Regions from separate parts of the Homo sapiens genome. Here region 1 is linked to region 2. A link is a contact called in ENCODE Hi-C data. All regions are on one chromosome and are shown on one strand. Each heading gives the region's core, a stretch centred on a gene start or an enhancer-like site at or near the end of the contact. The rest is flanking DNA. Distances are from core to core; before and after follow the strand shown. Region 1 holds the start of TAOK3 (TAO kinase 3). Region 2 holds the start of TBX3-AS1 (TBX3 antisense RNA 1).

Region 1 (4,928 bases), core at 21-2,520, 3.7 Mb before region 2:
CTTGACCTCAGGTGATGAATGGCGTATGATTCTTAAAACACTAGAAGAAACATGTATACTGTTTAGAACACAAACACATTTTGTCAGCTGGAGTTAAAAAGTTAACAATCGAGGGTTCTCTGAGAACTAAGGCCTGTATACATCTGACAAAACTTAGGATCAAAATGTGTTCCTGAGACAATTTCTTCATAAAATGCTAAATTCTAAAGTCCATAAACTTACTTTTGGCGTTAAGAGTAAGGAAAGCAGTTTTCTGTTTCCGGTGTTGATTTGATCAGCATATCCAGTTTCACAAAAATAACACAAATGGGTCTTAGTAGCATGATGCACTTTCACCCCTGGCAGGCACTATCCTTTAGCGTGGATCAAGAGGAGTCTCTGATTATCACATGTTAAACCTGGGTCAAAGCTCGTTATCCTTTGGCCACACGTTCACATAGAATCATTAAAACCTGTGGCCCTGGAAAAAGGTTATATTGAATAGCTTTGCTGAAACCTTGTTAAGCTAATAATAGGGTTCCCCTACCACAGTCTTCCTACTGTCATAAAAACCTACAAACTGAAAATTTCTAAAGCTTTGTCCTTGCACCTATCAAAATGTGCCCCGCATTGAACGCTTAGTTGGGCAAAGTATGCACCTAGTACTGTATATAGATTTTTTTTCCCCCAACGGTATCAAACTGACGGCTGCTGAACTCAATTCAAGGAGAGGCAACTCCCTTGCAAGAGATTTTAAAAAGAAATGGTTTAAATCCAGGAAATTTTTACAAATCCTGGGCAAATTAATGCTATATTAGTTCATGGCAGAATTACTAAGAAAGCTGTGCAAGGTCTAGCGAGAGACTGGGGTCCTCCCCAAAGGCTCTAACATGGTGGTCCCTGGGAATCTCCCAAGAAAAGTAAAGGCGTGGGGAGAAGCGCCATGAACTTTGACCGGAGAGCAGCACAAACAAGACTGACCGCACCCCAGGCGGGCCCGTAGGTTACTAAAGTTGCAAGGTCTTCCGCGTCTGAGGAGACCCCGCCCTGCCCTGTCCCGCCCATCGACAACTCCGCCAATCCTCGGGTTCCATCGACCGCTCGGCTTCCCAGGCTCCATCAATCAAATACCTATATACGGCCCCGGCCCTGTGCCCCGCGATCAGGGAAGGTCAGTAGAGAGCCTATTGGAGCCGAGCTTGGGGCGTGGTCCGGGGCAGGGGGCGGGCGGACTGAGACGGTGGGGCGGGGCGTGCTCGGCGCAGTCCGGTGCGATTGGCCACCCCTGGCAGGAGCCGCACCTCGGACAGCAGCAGCGGCGGCGGCCGCGGGAGGGTCCTTGTGGCGCCGGGCGGCGGGGTCCTGCGTGGAGAGTGGGACGCAACGCCGAGACCGCGAGCAGAGGCTGCGCACAGCCGGATCCGGCACTCAGCGACCGGACCCAAGGATCCGCCGGGGAACAAGCCACAGGAGAGCGACTCAGGAACAAGTGTGGGAGAGGAAGCGGCGGCGGCGGCGCCGGGCCCGGGGGTGGTGACAGCAGGTCTGAGGTGAGAGCACCGGGGCGCGGGGCATGACAGTGGGAGCCGAGGCGGCGGGACCCCAGGCAGAGTGAGGGGAGTTGCGGGAGCGGGCTCGACAGTGCAGACTGTGGAGAGGAGACCCCGGGAGGGACCGGGACAGCGGGTGAGGAGAGGGGACTCCGAGAGGGACCGAGGCAGTGGCTCTGAGTGGAGAGGACTCCGAGAGGGTCCAAGACTGAAAGTCTGAGGGGAGGGGTCTCCAAGAGGGGCCGGGACAGTGCGCGTGAGAGGAAGGGACCCGGAGAGGGGCTGGGGTAGTGGGGTGAGGGGTGGGTGCCTCATGAGGCACTAGGATAGGGGGATGAGGGGAGGGGGTCCCCTGAAGGACCAGGTCCCAGAAAAGGTCAGGGACAGCGGGGAGAGGGGAAGGGTCCCCGAGAGGGGCCGGCACTGAGAGTCTGAGAGATGGGGACCCCGAGAGGGGCTGGGACAGCACCCGGGGAGAGGAGACCCCGAGGTGAGGGGAGGGGACCCAGAGAGAATCCAGGACAGAGTAAAGAGAGGGGACCGGTCAGGGGATGTGAAGACAGGGGATCCCCAGAGGGCTTAGAACAGAGTGTGAGAAGACCCCAGGAAGGGCCAAGACAGTGGGAGAAGAGGAGGGGTCCCGGAAGGGGGCTGGGCTGAGACAGCGGGGCTGAGAGCAGGACACCTAGAGAGAGGCCGGGACAGCGGGTGGGAGCAGGGTGACCCCGAGAGGGGCCAGGACAGCGGGGTGAGAGGAGGGGACCCCCAGAGGGCTCGGGACAGCGCATGCGAGCGTGGGACTCCGAGAGGGGCTTTGAGCGTCGGGTGCAGGCGCGGACCCCGAGGGAGGAGCGGTGCCCCATGGGTGCGGGTCGGGCCCCCAGTCACATAGCGGGGGCCCGGCGTGAGCAGCGAGGGAGCGGGCGGGGGGTCGCGCCCGCTGAGTTGCGGGAGCCCCCCCAAGAACGGCTGCGGCGGGGAGCCTGGGTCGCAGTCGCGGCGTCGGGCAAATAGGAACCGGCTGCAGCGCAGACGAGTGGAGCGGGGAGGTGCTCCCAGGGTCTGGCATCAGCGACCTCCCTGAGGGTGGAGTGTGAGCCCCCGGGACTCCGGGGGACTCCGGAGCCGGATTATGTCATGAAACATCTCTGAAGTGAAACGCATGGGCTGGAGGAGCTGGAGGGGCTGGTGGGGCTGGCTGCAGGACAAAGATCTTGGAATGATCAAGAGACCTGCGCGGCCTGACCTCTTCTCACTGGCCCGCTGGCTTCGCATTCGTTCCTTAGAGTCTGATGTGGATGTCTTGAAAGCGAGGGGCTTCCTGATCTTAATGAAAAGGTCAGGTGAAAAGTTGGAAGGGGCTTCTTCAAACCTCCCCCACTTCCCCCTCCACAAGAAGTTGAAAGGGACAGGGATCCTTTTGGAGACCCGTGTTTTAGATTAATAAGAATATTTCTTTGATAGACCCTTGCGTTTTCCTGGACTACTGGTTTTTCATTTTAGCTCAAGGAGCTAAGAAACTTTTTTAGATTTGGCAGCATATCAGTATCAATGTTTACAATGCAGATTTAAAGGAACTATACTAGGTTTGGAATCTGGACTGTTTAACTTTGATCTGTTGGAGATAGTTGGAAGGTCAAACTAAATTTTCAAAAGAGGTTTTGGAGTCGCAAAACTAAGAGCTCTTTCCAATTAGATTTCTTATCCTAAAAGCTGCCAGGATTGAGCTTTAGGCGTAATTCCAGGACAAGCTAAGGAGAGAGATAAACCTATTTAAACCAGACACTGTGTGTCCTGGTGGGAGGCAAGTGTATCTATTAAAAGGTTGAAACAAATAGTGGGAAGCAATAGGGGGTGGGAGTTGGGGGACAGCCTCCTACTCTGAGGGATGTGAAAATTAAACTAATGATCAGGCTAGTTGTTCACAGTACTTAGGATATGTTAATACTGCCCTACCTACTTTTCAAACTCGAATGCACATGCTTTGTTATGGTTGTACCCAGCAGTTTTGTATTTGAATTTTTAAAACCTCCTTTTCAATGTTTATAGGTTGTATCTCCTCACCTCTTGGACTGGTTTCTTTTTTTATAGAAGCAGACATCGAAAATGATGGTTTTAGGAAAATAGTGAGGAATGTAATTACTATGTAATGTCGGTTATTTAGATATCGCCTTTGTTTCAGGTTTAGAATGTGTTTTATTAGAAGTCTTTTGCCAGTGTTCAATATAGGCAGTTTCAACTAAGAGGAATAAAGGAATGTTGTATTATTTCCTAAATATATAATGCAGATGCCTTACATATAACTGCTATGTAAATCCAAGACAAAAATTACTGAAGTTATTTTTATCAGGGTAATAATAAGTAGAGGAGAAGCACTGTTTAGGGATTTTATTTGACATTACCTGATACAGAGCAGTTCTTCTATGGCTTCAGAGAGTGTGCAGCTTGATGTGGTTATGAAAATTCCACTAACATGGCCAGGCGCGGTGGCTCACACCTGTAATCCTAGCACTTTGGGAGGCCGAGGCAGGCGGATCACAAGGTCAGGAGATGGAGACCATCCTGGCCAACATGATGAAACCCCGTCTCTACTAGAATACAAAAAATTAGATGGCCGTGGTGGTGTGTGCCTGTAGGGCCAGCTATTCAGGAGGCTGAGGCAGAGGAATCGCTTGAACTCAGGAGTCAGAGGTTGCAGTGAGCCAAGATCGCGCCACTGCACTCCAGCCTGGCGACAGAGCAGGACTCCGTCTCAAAAAGAAAAAAAATTCCGCTAACTAGAAGTCCTCTCCTGAGACATAGAAATTATACAGATGAGAGAAACAACAACAGCAAATACAGATTTAAAATATGAGACACTATATTTAAGATGTATTGAGTGTATTTTTTTTTACATTAAATTTATTTTTCCAGAATGCTAGATCGAATTCAAGTAAAAATAAGGTCGGTTAACTCAAAAGGGTATTTAGAACAGGCATATATTCATTTTGCAATGCATATAATGTATGAAATGGCCTGTGGAAGGATTGAGAATCTCAATATCAATAGTTCTACAAAGTAATAGAAATATTTGAGCAGATATGCTTTCACCATATTTGTTAGCTCATTTCTGACTGGTACAAATGGTTGTTTCTTAAGACAAAACATTAAATTTATTTCCTTGTAAGAAAAGAAAGTGCTCTGATACTCCCCTAAGTGATTACTAAAGCAGTCATTTCAACCACATTATATTATGGTATTGATCCAGAGACGTTAAAGAGAGATTCTTTGCAGTAGAATTTGTAGTGATAGTAAAGGCCTATAATAACTTCATTCCCTGGGGGGTTAGGAGAGTAGGTAGGGATTCTGTGAAAAATTTTTTCATTTGTTTCAAAAAACTAAAACTATACTACGAGAAGC
Region 2 (4,944 bases), core at 1,103-3,602:
GGGCGCGCTCTCCGCCTTCCCCGCCCGGCTCGCCTGCTCGCTGGCTCCCTCCCTCTCTCCCTCCCCCTTCCTCCTTGGCCCTGCCTCCTCCCTCGATCCCCGGCTGGATGACTGAGGCATTTCAGACGTGGGCTGAACCAGAGCGAGCGAGCGAGCTCAGGGGCTGCAGCGATCTCTCGATAAGCCACCTAGAGGCGACTCTGTGCGCGCGCGCTCCCCAGTGGCTCCCGCCCGCCCTCTGATCATGTTGACATATTCACAGGACAGGCAGTAGTACCGATGCGGCGCTGCGACGTTACAGTTTCCGACACCTTCTTTTTATAACTCAGCTCTATCCCCCAGCACTCGACCTGTGAAAACCACGCCTATGCAGCAACACAATTGGTCCGAAAGCGTCAAAGAGCCAATCAAGAGGCCTCCGGCTCCCCGCAGCCCACAGCGCAGCCCGACCTTCTAGAGCCGCCGAGCAGACGCCCGGTGAATTCTAGAGGCGGCGGAGGGTGGCGAGGAGCTCTCGCTTTCTCTCGCTCCCTCCCTCTCCGACTCCGTCTCTCTCTCTCTCTCTCTCTCTCCCCTCCCTCTCTTTCCCTCTGTTCCATTTTTTCCCCCTCTAAATCCTCCCTGCCCTGCGCGCCTGGACACAGATTTAGGAAGCGAATTCGCTCACGTTTTAGGACAAGGAAGAGAGAGAGGCACGGGAGAAGAGCCCAGCAAGATTTGGATTGAAACCGAGACACCCTCCGGAGGCTCGGAGCAGAGGAAGGAGGAGGAGGGCGGCGAACGGAAGCCAGTTTGCAATTCAAGTTTTGATAGCGCTGGTAGAAGGGGGTTTAAATCAGATTTTTTTTTTTTTAAAGGAGAGAGACTTTTTCCGCTCTCTCGCTCCCTGTTAAAGCCGGGTCTAGCACAGCTGCAGACGCCACCAGCGAGAAAGAGGGAGAGGAAGACAGATAGGGGGCGGGGGAAGAAGAAAAAGAAAGGTAAAAAGTCTTCTAGGAGAACCTTTCACATTTGCAACAAAAGACCTAGGGGCTGGAGAGAGATTCCTGGGACGCAGGGCTGGAGTGTCTATTTCGAGCTCAGCGGCAGGGCTCGGGCGCGAGTCGAGACCCTGCTCGCTCCTCTCGCTTCTGAAACCGACGTTCAGGAGCGGCTTTTTAAAAACGCAAGGCACAAGGACGGTCACCCGCGCGACTATGTTTGCTGATTTTTCGCCTTGCCCTCTTTAAAAGCGGCCTCCCATTCTCCAAAAGACACTTCCCCTCCTCCCTTTGAAGTGCATTAGTTGTGATTTCTGCCTCCTTTTCTTTTTTCTTTCTTTTTTGTTTTGCTTTTTCCCCCCTTTTGAATTATGTGCTGCTGTTAAACAACAACAAAAAAACAACAAAACACAGCAGCTGCGGACTTGTCCCCGGCTGGAGCCCAGCGCCCCGCCTGGAGTGGATGAGCCTCTCCATGAGAGATCCGGTCATTCCTGGGACAAGCATGGCCTACCATCCGTTCCTACCTCACCGGGCGCCGGACTTCGCCATGAGCGCGGTGCTGGGTCACCAGCCGCCGTTCTTCCCCGCGCTGACGCTGCCTCCCAACGGCGCGGCGGCGCTCTCGCTGCCGGGCGCCCTGGCCAAGCCGATCATGGATCAATTGGTGGGGGCGGCCGAGACCGGCATCCCGTTCTCCTCCCTGGGGCCCCAGGCGCATCTGAGGCCTTTGAAGACCATGGAGCCCGAAGAAGAGGTGGAGGACGACCCCAAGGTGCACCTGGAGGCTAAAGAACTTTGGGATCAGTTTCACAAGCGGGGCACCGAGATGGTCATTACCAAGTCGGGAAGGTAAGCAGTGGGGGCCTCCTCCCCTAAGCTGTTGGAGAGTTTTTTCCTCCCTTTATTTCTCTGCTCCCAGAACAGTCGGTTGGTCGGTTATTACGGCTTGGACGAAAAGTTAGTTCCCCTAGAAATGTATGCACAGACTTCCAGGCCCTGCCCCGGTGGCAGGAAATTTCAGCTTACCTGGGCATCTGCATGGGTCTTGCATTTGGTCTGCATCCTGGGTTCCCTCCCGAACAGACAGAATTTTTCAGTGGAGCACAGACATCCCTGCAGGGAGCAGGAAAGAAAAAAAAAAAAGGCACTCTACTGCAAGAAACTCACTCTTCAAACCCTCCTGGAACATCCTTATTTCTTTGTTGATGTTGTGTTGTCTGTTTTATTTTGTTCTCAGAGAGAAAAACTTAAAGCCCTTTCCTTTTGTGTGGGTATTGGGAGGCCTGACACCATTCCCCGGCCCTTTCTGCCCTCCAGTCTAGCCTCTGGGTCTAAAGGGGCCTGCTGCTGCCCTGGTCAGAGAGAAATCGAAGGGCATTTTGGTTTGTTTGCCCACACTACTTCACGTGTCTGTAACCCAAGGGCGAGTTCAGCAGGCAATTTTGCATAATTTAAGATTATGTTTGCAGACTTAAGGAGCCAGTGAGGAGACACACACCTTTTTTTTAATGTGTGAATATTATCAACCATATTTTACATAATGTTTAAAGGTCCTTGCCTGACCAAAACCTGCCTGGAAGAGAAGATCCTGTAATAGTCATTTAAAATCACTGATTTTTTTTTTGTAATAGCATTGAAGCCTGTAAAGGCATAAAGTTGATACAAAAATAAAATCCCCTTCATGATATCTTAAGCGTTCTGTCTCCTTCCAAGCTAAATGAGGCCAAAGTTTGGCATAAAATCCTCCTCAAACTCACAAGACATTTAGTCAGTTTTCCAGCAAAGTGCTTCCTTGCTTCCTTTTAAGTCAAGACTACAGAATGCCAACCCTTCTGTGAAATTAACAGCAATGTGGTGGCACAGTCTTGCGGTTTTGGACTGGCCTAAGAAGTGGGGGAATGTGTTAGCAGCTCCACGGGCAGATCGGTTATCAGGCCCAGGAGTGCACCGAAGTCTGCAAAATTCGTTCTGGGAACTCACTGAAGTCCAGTTTCACTTCGCCCACAGCGGGATTGCTATTCTGCAGCAGGGAGGGGTGCAACTTGACGTTCATTTCCTTGATAAGTTTAACATTTTCTCATCAATGGGTGGTGGAAAATTCTAGTCTTAACTGACCGCGCTTTACAAAAATCTTACCCCAACCTGTTTAGATCTAGATACCCACAGAAAAAGACATGGGCAAGAATTTGCTCTCAGGAGGGCAATCTGTAAAGTCAAGCAAGGACAAAAAAAATATTGAAGAAATTGTTAGACAATGTAGAGAATTGCAGTGCCACAATGCATTTGTTTTGAACCTTGGGACGTCTAAATATGGCGAAACTGAGAATATTTAATACGTTAGTTGTGGAAGAAAACGATTTTGCAACCAGTTGCCTCACTCTGAAACATGTAAGCTTATCAGTCACAATATAAAGTCTTAGACTTGGTTTCAATATTATGTGATACATAGGAAATCAAACCCAAGATTACGGGTGGTTTATCTTTCTTTTTCTTTTCTATTCTTTCGTTTTATAGGCGAATGTTTCCTCCATTTAAAGTGAGATGTTCTGGGCTGGATAAAAAAGCCAAATACATTTTATTGATGGACATTATAGCTGCTGATGACTGTCGTTATAAATTTCACAATTCTCGGTGGATGGTGGCTGGTAAGGCCGACCCCGAAATGCCAAAGAGGATGTACATTCACCCGGACAGCCCCGCTACTGGGGAACAGTGGATGTCCAAAGTCGTCACTTTCCACAAACTGAAACTCACCAACAACATTTCAGACAAACATGGATTTGTAAGTTTCATTGCTCTCTTCAGTAAAATTTTCTCCTCCTTCACTCAGTCAAAGGCAGTGCTTCCCATTTCATGAGTTTCAGCCCAGACTTCTCCTTTGCTTCTCCCTAAGCATAGCAAACTTGTCCTCGTCTGGAAAAAGGATTCGGGGTGTTTCTCTCCAAATAATGGAAGGCCTGGCGTTCTAAAAGAAATGGGGCAAGAAAACTTACCGGCTTGTGTTCTATAGCAATTCCAGCTCTTTGGTAGATTCCTGACCTGAGAGTGAAGTTAAAAACCATTTTTTAAGAGCTAAAATCAATTTCAAGGCTATGTATTCCTAAAGGATTTGTTTTGTTTTAAAATATCATACTTCTGTTTTGAAACCAGTGATATTATTTTCTCAGGAGAGTTTACGTTTCGGAGCCTTGACTCTGTTGGTTAAATGGTGTGAATACATTTTTAAAAACTCGTTCTTTTACTAAAAAAAGAATTGGGCTTAGGTGGGAGTCCGGCTTACCCTAAATGAGGCTTAGATCTTCAGAAAAAAATGGTTTGTGTGTTGGGAGTGTATATATGGATTCAGTGACAGTGCTTAGAAACTTAGAAAACTTTCATTGCTTGTAGATATCAGGCAAAGGACCTTTTGCGCCTTTTCCTACCCCTCCCCAACATTTCAATAAAATAAACAGCGTGATAAGCAAGGAGTAAGCAGAAAGATTAGGCCCAGGAAGACGCGAATGGCGCGGAAATATCTTCAGCGGGCAGGAATTGCATTTGAAGCCCTTGATTTGATTAAGGCATAAATATTCCTCTCTAGAGTTCAGCCTTTCAGGGCTTTAAGTGGATTGGGCTCGTCAATTAGTGGGCGCTTAAAGTACTGAATCATTTTGTAAATTAAAATGCATGTTTTTCTCTATCTTTTAAGACTTTGGCCTTCCCAAGTGATCACGCTACGTGGCAGGGGAATTATAGTTTTGGTACTCAGGTAGGCTAGGGTTCAAGGTATGAATGATCCTTAGATGGTGAGGGTGGGGGGGGCCCTTTGGCAACTGAGGAGCAATTTGGATTCTCCAGAAGATAACATCTGTGGAGCGAAACGTACCCAGGGGGTACTCCAAGGAGGTGGGCTCGGTACAAGCGTGGTACCCTGCGGTGGGGAAGATTTCAGCCTGGCAGGGGTCCTAAGATCCCGTTTGTT

What was found. A loop is a pair of places that touch in the nucleus more often than their neighbours do. Pooled maps may share reads with other maps.
Region 1: a map of gastrocnemius medialis shows a loop between it and region 2 (14-fold over the local background). The contact joins the promoter of TAOK3 here to the promoter of TBX3-AS1 in region 2. A Hi-C loop is called at or near these places in 2 of 168 maps with a recorded cell type or tissue (ascending aorta and gastrocnemius medialis) and 5 of 50 pooled maps.

The regions. Positions count from the first base shown.
Region 1 is chr12:118,369,249-118,374,176 of GRCh38, reverse strand. It overlaps TAOK3 (TAO kinase 3), which reads left to right and starts at 1,270. Exons shown (of 21, transcript NM_016281.4): 1 at 1,270-1,529. RefSeq lists an enhancer at 777-826 and silencers at 1,147-1,396, 2,181-2,240, 2,341-2,430.
Region 2 is chr12:114,679,700-114,684,643 of GRCh38, reverse strand. TBX3-AS1 (TBX3 antisense RNA 1) reads right to left here and starts at 2,352. Exons shown (of 2, transcript NR_187552.1): 1 at 2,010-2,352. TBX3 (T-box transcription factor 3) reads left to right here and starts at 469. Exons shown (of 7, transcript NM_005996.4): 1 at 469-1,832; 2 at 3,498-3,765. The coding sequence starts at 1,444. RefSeq lists a promoter at 1-467.